Regions from separate parts of the Homo sapiens genome. Here region 2 is linked to region 1. Evidence: read pairs that join two places in POLR2A ChIA-PET (ENCODE). Cell type or tissue: HepG2. All regions are shown on one strand. Links, peaks and the distances in the headings refer to the core of each region. The heading gives the core; the rest is flanking DNA. Region 1 has its middle 3.4 kb from the start of TRL-AAG2-1. Region 2 holds the start of CTC-338M12.4 (a long non-coding RNA gene).

Region 1 (2,738 bases), core at 1-2,500:
TCCCAGCTACTTGGGAGGCTGAGGTAAGAGACTCATTTGAGCCTAGGAGGTGGAGGCTGCAGTGAGCCGTGATCGCAGCACTGCGCTCCGGCCTAGGTGACAGAGGGAAACGTCTTGAACAAAAAGAAGAAAAGAAAGAAAAGGAAGTTTTCATGCCCGACGCGGTAGCATAAGGGGGCATGGGAGACCGGACGAGAGGGTGTGGCAGCGACCGCAGGGAGAGGAGACGGCGGACGCGGAACTGTGCGGGGTTGGCAGTGGGCTTGGGGGTGGCACAGCGGGGACGCGCTGGCACCGGTTTCTGAGAGGGGACATTCGGGAGAAGCTGCCTGGGGAATGGGAGGCCACGAGTTCGGGCGTGGAGACGGAGCTTCAGGGCCTGGAGAAAGGGGAGTGGAAATGACGGAGGAAGTATCCGTATCGCATCCTCGGTTTGCCCGAGAGATGTCTGTGCCGCCACGTTTACCGCAGCGCTGTTCACAATAGCCCAGATCTGCGAGCAAAGGCAGCGGCCGTCGGTGCAGGAGTGGGCGGAGGCACCGAGGTGGATGCGCAGCAGAGCACCACTCAGCCGCAAGAACACGATAATCCCGGCCGGGCGCGGGGGCTCACGCCTGTAATCCCAGCACTTTGGGAGGCCGAGGCGGGCGGATCACGAGGTCAGGAGATCGAGACCAGCCTGACCAACACGGTGAAACCCCGTCTCTACTAAAAATACAAAAATTAGCCAGGCGTGAAAAACACCAGGCGTAAAAACACACCACAGGCGCGGTGGCGGGCGCCTGTAGTCCCAGCTCCTCGGGAGGCTGAGGCAGGAGAATCGCTTGAACCTGGGAGGCGGAGCTTGCAGTGAGCGGAGATCACGCCATTGCACTCCAGCCTGGCGACAGAGCGAGACTCCATCTCAAAAAAAGAAAAAAATATATAGAATTTTGGCCCATTAACTACACTAGATATTTATTTCTCTATATAATCATTATGATGTTATACAGAGATTGAGCCACAAGGATAATCTTGCAATGGGGGGAAAAAAAAAATCTGAGTCTAAATGTTCAACAACAGTGGCTGCTTAGATATCTAGAGTTCTTCCAAACACTGGAACAATGAAAATGGTGTTGTGGGCTGTTTTCTTCTTCCCGCTGATACCAATCCTGCTGCGGTCTGGTTGTGGTATACAGGGAGTTCCGGCGGGCCCAGGTCCCCTCTCCTCCTGCAGCCCTGGGCCCGGGCTCCGCTGCGTCTGGCGCTGCAAGACCTGCGCGCCGAGATCCCGGGGCGAGGGACCCTGGGCGGCGCGATCTGCACAGCGCCGAGCCTGCATCGCGCCCCCGCCAGGACCAGAGCCGCGCCGCGGTGGAGTCCTGAGCGCCCCCGAGCGGTCACGTGTGCGGCGGCGACCCAAGAATTTGAAAGAGTCGCGGAAAACTGCACTCATCATAGAGCATCTGAAGGTTCCTAGAGGGAGCTGTGAACGGTTAACAAAAAACACGGCCATGGGGTCCCCTGGTGGCGTTTTGAAGGGCGACCCCTCCCCTACCCCAGCGCGGCCTGTGGCTCTTTGTTTACAATTTCATAAAGGCGAAAAATAAAATGTAGGAATGAGTGGCATCACAGTACCTTTGTTGAGTATTTTTTTCTTTTTCTTTTTACTATGGAATCTTTCCAGCGAAGTTAAGTACTTTTTAAAAGGCAAGTTACAAAACACAATGCAAAGTATTCTTATTAAAACATAGCTCGGGGCCGGGCGCGGTGGCTCACGCCTGTAATCCCAGCACTTTGGGAGGCTGAGGCGGGTGGATCATGACGCCAGAAGATCGAGACGATCCTGGCTAACACGGTGAAACCCCGTCTCTACTAAAAACACAAAAAAATGAGCCGGGCGTGGTGGCGGGCGCCTCTAGTCCCAGCTACTCGGGAGGCTGAGGCAGGAGAATGGCGTGAACCCGGGAGGCGGAGCTTGCAGTGAGCTGAGATCGCACCACTGCACTCCAGCCTGATCAACAGAGCGAGACTCCGTCTCAAAAACAAAAACAAAAACAAAACAAAACAAAACAAAAAAACCAAAAAACAACAAAAAAAGAGCTCGGCCAGGCGCGGTGGCTCACTCCTGCAATCCCAGCAGTTTGTGAGGCCTAGGCAAGAGGAGCTCGAGATCAACCTGGGCAATATGGCGAAACTCGTCTCTACAAAAAATACCAAAATTAGCCAGGCGTGGTGGTACGCACCCGTGGTTCTAGCTGCTCCGGAGCCTGAGGTGGGAGAATCGCTGGAGCCCAGGAGGTCGAGACTGCAGTGAGCTGTGTTTGTGCCACTACAGTCCAACCTGGGTGACAGAGCAAGACCCCGTTTGAAAAATAAATAAATATGTAAATGTAAATAAGTAAATAACATAGCTTGTCGAGCTGAGTAGGGTGGCACACGCCTGTAATCCCAGCTACTCAGGAGGCTGAGGCGGGAGGATGGATCGAGCACAGGAGGTTGAGCCCAGGTTGGGCTAAACTGCGTAAACCACCCCCAACCCCTGCCTCAAAAATATATATATATAAATATAAGACAAATAAGTTAAAGTATCCATGAAAATAGTCTTAAAAGCTCTAAAACAAAATAATAGCAATATGTGTGGCATGGTTGAGGACGCTTTTTATGTTCTTTAAGCTCATTTACTCTACTTTTTCTTCTTAGGTGTGTCTAATTATTCCACAGTGAGCACATGTTAATGAAAAAGGTTTAGTGTCTAA
Region 2 (3,008 bases), core at 312-2,811, 62 kb after region 1:
TCTGACTTCTGGGGACATCTAGTGGAAAGCTCTCTCTGGGCCCAGCCAGCGTACACAAAAGCCCAGGGGTCTGGGGGTCCAACTGTGCCCTGAAGGACGTGCCCAGACAGGGAAGCGGTGGAACACGGATACCTAACTGTCCTTCTGCCTTCCGCTCGACCGCAGGAATTTAAATAAGTAATGGCTCCCATTCTCACCCATCTCTGACTATAAGAGACAGTGTTGGCACCATGTCTATTCAAGTAGTTTTAAACAGGGGCACAGATCAGGATGATAGCAGCCACCAACATCTATGCAAAATAAAGGGGGCATTATACCTAAGTATATACTTTTCTATTTGTGACATCTATCAACTTTCGTTTCTCATCTGTGAAATGAGATTGGAAATAATATTAGTATCTACATTACATGGTGGTGTGGAAAGTGAAGAAGCAAATGTAAAGCGCCCTGAACAAGGCAGAGTAAATGTTGTGAAACTTAGCACCTCTTGGGTGCCAGGCCTTATTTTAGGTCTTGGGGACACAGCTGTGAACAAGACAGAGGGGGGACCCTGGTTTGTTTTATTTGCAGTTTACTTCCTACGGTATGCGAAGAGGGGAGAACATTGGAACAGAGACACGGAGAGAGCCCTGCGGGTATATGGGAGAATAATGTTCCTGTGGAGGGAAGTCAAATGGGGGAAAAATATTTCAATCGGAGGGAAGAGTTAGTGCCAACGTACTGAGCTGGAGTGTGGAGGGGCTGAGGACAGAGCAGGGAAATGGAGGGTGCAGTTAACCTAGGGCCTTGAAGGCCTGGAGAAGAACCTTGGCAATGTCTGCTAGAAAGCCTGCGTAAAGGCAGAAGACAGGCGAGGGAGGGTGGCAGAGCTGCCGGAGGCTGTAGACGCCCAGGTGTGCAGGGAAGGCCAGGATCCCTCCCTGAAACAGCTTGCTCTCCTGGTCCTCTGCAGGTTCCCCTGCCTTCCGCCGCAGTCTCCCTTGGGCTTTCCGGGACGTTGTCCTGGCTGTGGTCCTCCGCAGCCTGTGGACCATCCTAAGGCTCCAGGTTTGTATACATCACCTGCCTCCTTGGCACCCCCAGCTGACTGTTCTTTCGCTTTTCCAATACGGGACTCAATCCCTACCCAGGTGATTGTGGTGGTCGTGGAAGACCGCTGCCTTCACCCTCCCGCTAACCAGCTTGCTGCCCCCCACTCGGGTCATGCCAGCGCCTCCCTGAGCCCTCGGGCACAAATAGGTGAACGACCACACCCGCCTCCCGCTGTGGACTGAGATTCGCGGTGCGAGGGGTTCCCGGGTTGAGGACCTAAAACGCCGAGGAGTTCCAATTTGTCCTCGAGAACACGGGGTTTCTCCATTCGCGGCCGTCAACAGCACTAGATCACAGTTACATTTTTTTTCCTTTCGCGAAACCTCATTCGGTTCTCTTTTTCTTAAACGTTCCACAGGGAGTCCAGGTCCCCACCCACGCCCAAGGGAAAGGCCTTGCCGCGCCGCGGGTCACTGTCCCGGAAGCGGGAGGTTGCCACGTCCGGCCCCACCCTGCCCCGCCCCCTTTCCCGCTCCGCTCCGGGGCCGCCCTCTTTCCCTGCCTCGCGACACCCAGACCGAGACCTCGGGAATGCTCCGGCCCCCTGCCGCCGTCTCCCGGCCCGGTTCTCTTTCACTAAAAATAGGCGATTCTGGCAGCGCCCCTCCTATGGGGCCTTGGGGGCAATTGGGGTTTTGTCTTAGAGCCCGTGTGGACCCGGATGGCGACGGCAGCCCGAGGAGAGGGAGGGCTGACTGTATGGTTGGCTTTCCGACGACCAGACCCTGCAGGATTCGGCCTTTCCCTTTGGAGTTTTCCTCCATCCCCCTCCGTCCCTCCCAGGGGATGCCCGCAGGCCACAGTGGTCACTGAAGGTCAACCCTGAGCCGAAGGAGAAGTGGCCTCGACCCTGGGGACCCCTTCAGGTGCAGCTTGAGGGGGAACGGCCGCCTTTCCCGTTGGGCACCCAGCTGTGGCTGTGCCCTGTCCTCGCCCAGCTCCCGGCATAGGCATGCGCTCTGGGCCGGGGCCGGGGCCCCCCGCCTCCCCGGGAGGAATCGCTGGGTTGACTCTGGGTCAGCAAAGGGAGCCCGGCCCTTTCTAGCGGGGGGACGTCCTGCAGCCGCTGGAGGAGGCTGAGTCACGCTTTTCCCACCAGAAGTCTACCTGTGCCTGCGCCCGCCGGACCTGCCGGCCTCTTCCTTCTCATCCAGGGGGCCTCTTCTCCAGCCTCACGGAGGTGGGAAGCTTGCTGGAGGCCCCTACCTGCCTTTTGGGGAAGACCCCGAGGCTGGCCCACGCCCTGCTGGCAGGACCCTTCCTGACTGGGTCCACCGTTCTTCTGGGTCTCACCACTTCTCCCAGCCCCTGGGCTGCTTCCTCTCTCCCGTGTCTGGGACCCCAGAGGCACCACTTCCATTCCATACAAGGTAAGAGTCCCAAGGAGAGGCCGGGCACGGTGGCTCACGCCTGTAATCCCAGCACTTTGGGAGGCCGAGGCGGGCGGATCACGAGGTCAGGAGATCGAGACCATCCTGGCTAACACGGTGAAACCCCGTCTCTACTAAAAATACAAAAAATTAGGGCGTGGTGGCGGGCGCCTGTAGTCCCAGCTACTCGGGAGGCTGAGGCAGGAGAATGGCGTGAACCCGGGAGGCGGAGCTTGCAGTGAGCCGAGATGGCGCCACTGCACTCCAGCCTGGGCGACAGAGAGAGACTCCGTCTCAAAAAAAAAAAAAAAAAAGTCCCAAGGAGAAATTGGAGAGGCTCTCCTATGAAAATCCATCTCACCATTCCTTTTCTGAGGAGTCCACAGGACCTGTACAGTTGGAACCAGCCCCTCAGGCTTCCCTGCCAGAGCCCTTTTCTCCAGGAGCAGAGGCATCCATCCCCTCCTGCCAGCATTCCAGACCCTGGAGGGCTTGCGCGGTGGCAGGTTTTCCCTTGAATGCTGAGGCGAGGCTGAGGGAAAGGTG

The links. Peaks named below come from ENCODE experiments on the same cell type or tissue, not always from the same donor. Only the 100,000 strongest peaks of a DNase experiment are listed, where the experiment ranks them.
Region 2: POLR2A ChIA-PET joins it to region 1 with 12 read pairs; 25 of 35 experiments call an interaction of 5 or more read pairs at or near these places.

The regions. Positions count from the first base shown.
Region 1 is chr5:181,182,897-181,185,634 of GRCh38, forward strand. No RefSeq gene overlaps it. Among named protein-coding and RNA genes, the nearest start is that of TRL-AAG2-1, 3.4 kb to the right of the region's middle. RefSeq lists silencers at 1,119-1,328, 1,282-1,949 and an enhancer at 1,516-2,016. In HepG2, for the core only: a CTCF peak has its summit at 1,368 (motif pointing left); a DNase peak (open chromatin) is centred at 1,425; H3K4me3 peaks cover 1,259 bases.
Region 2 is chr5:181,244,925-181,247,932 of GRCh38, forward strand. CTC-338M12.4 (a long non-coding RNA gene) reads left to right here and starts at 1,617. Exons shown (of 3, transcript NR_109909.1): 1 at 1,617-1,958; 2 at 2,192-2,462. RefSeq lists enhancers at 552-1,480, 700-749, 1,481-2,407, 2,408-3,008 and silencers at 1,560-1,639, 1,740-1,819, 2,050-2,149. In HepG2, for the core only: no CTCF peak of the experiment used is centred there; DNase peaks (open chromatin) are centred at 1,557 and 2,117; H3K4me3 peaks cover 2,500 bases.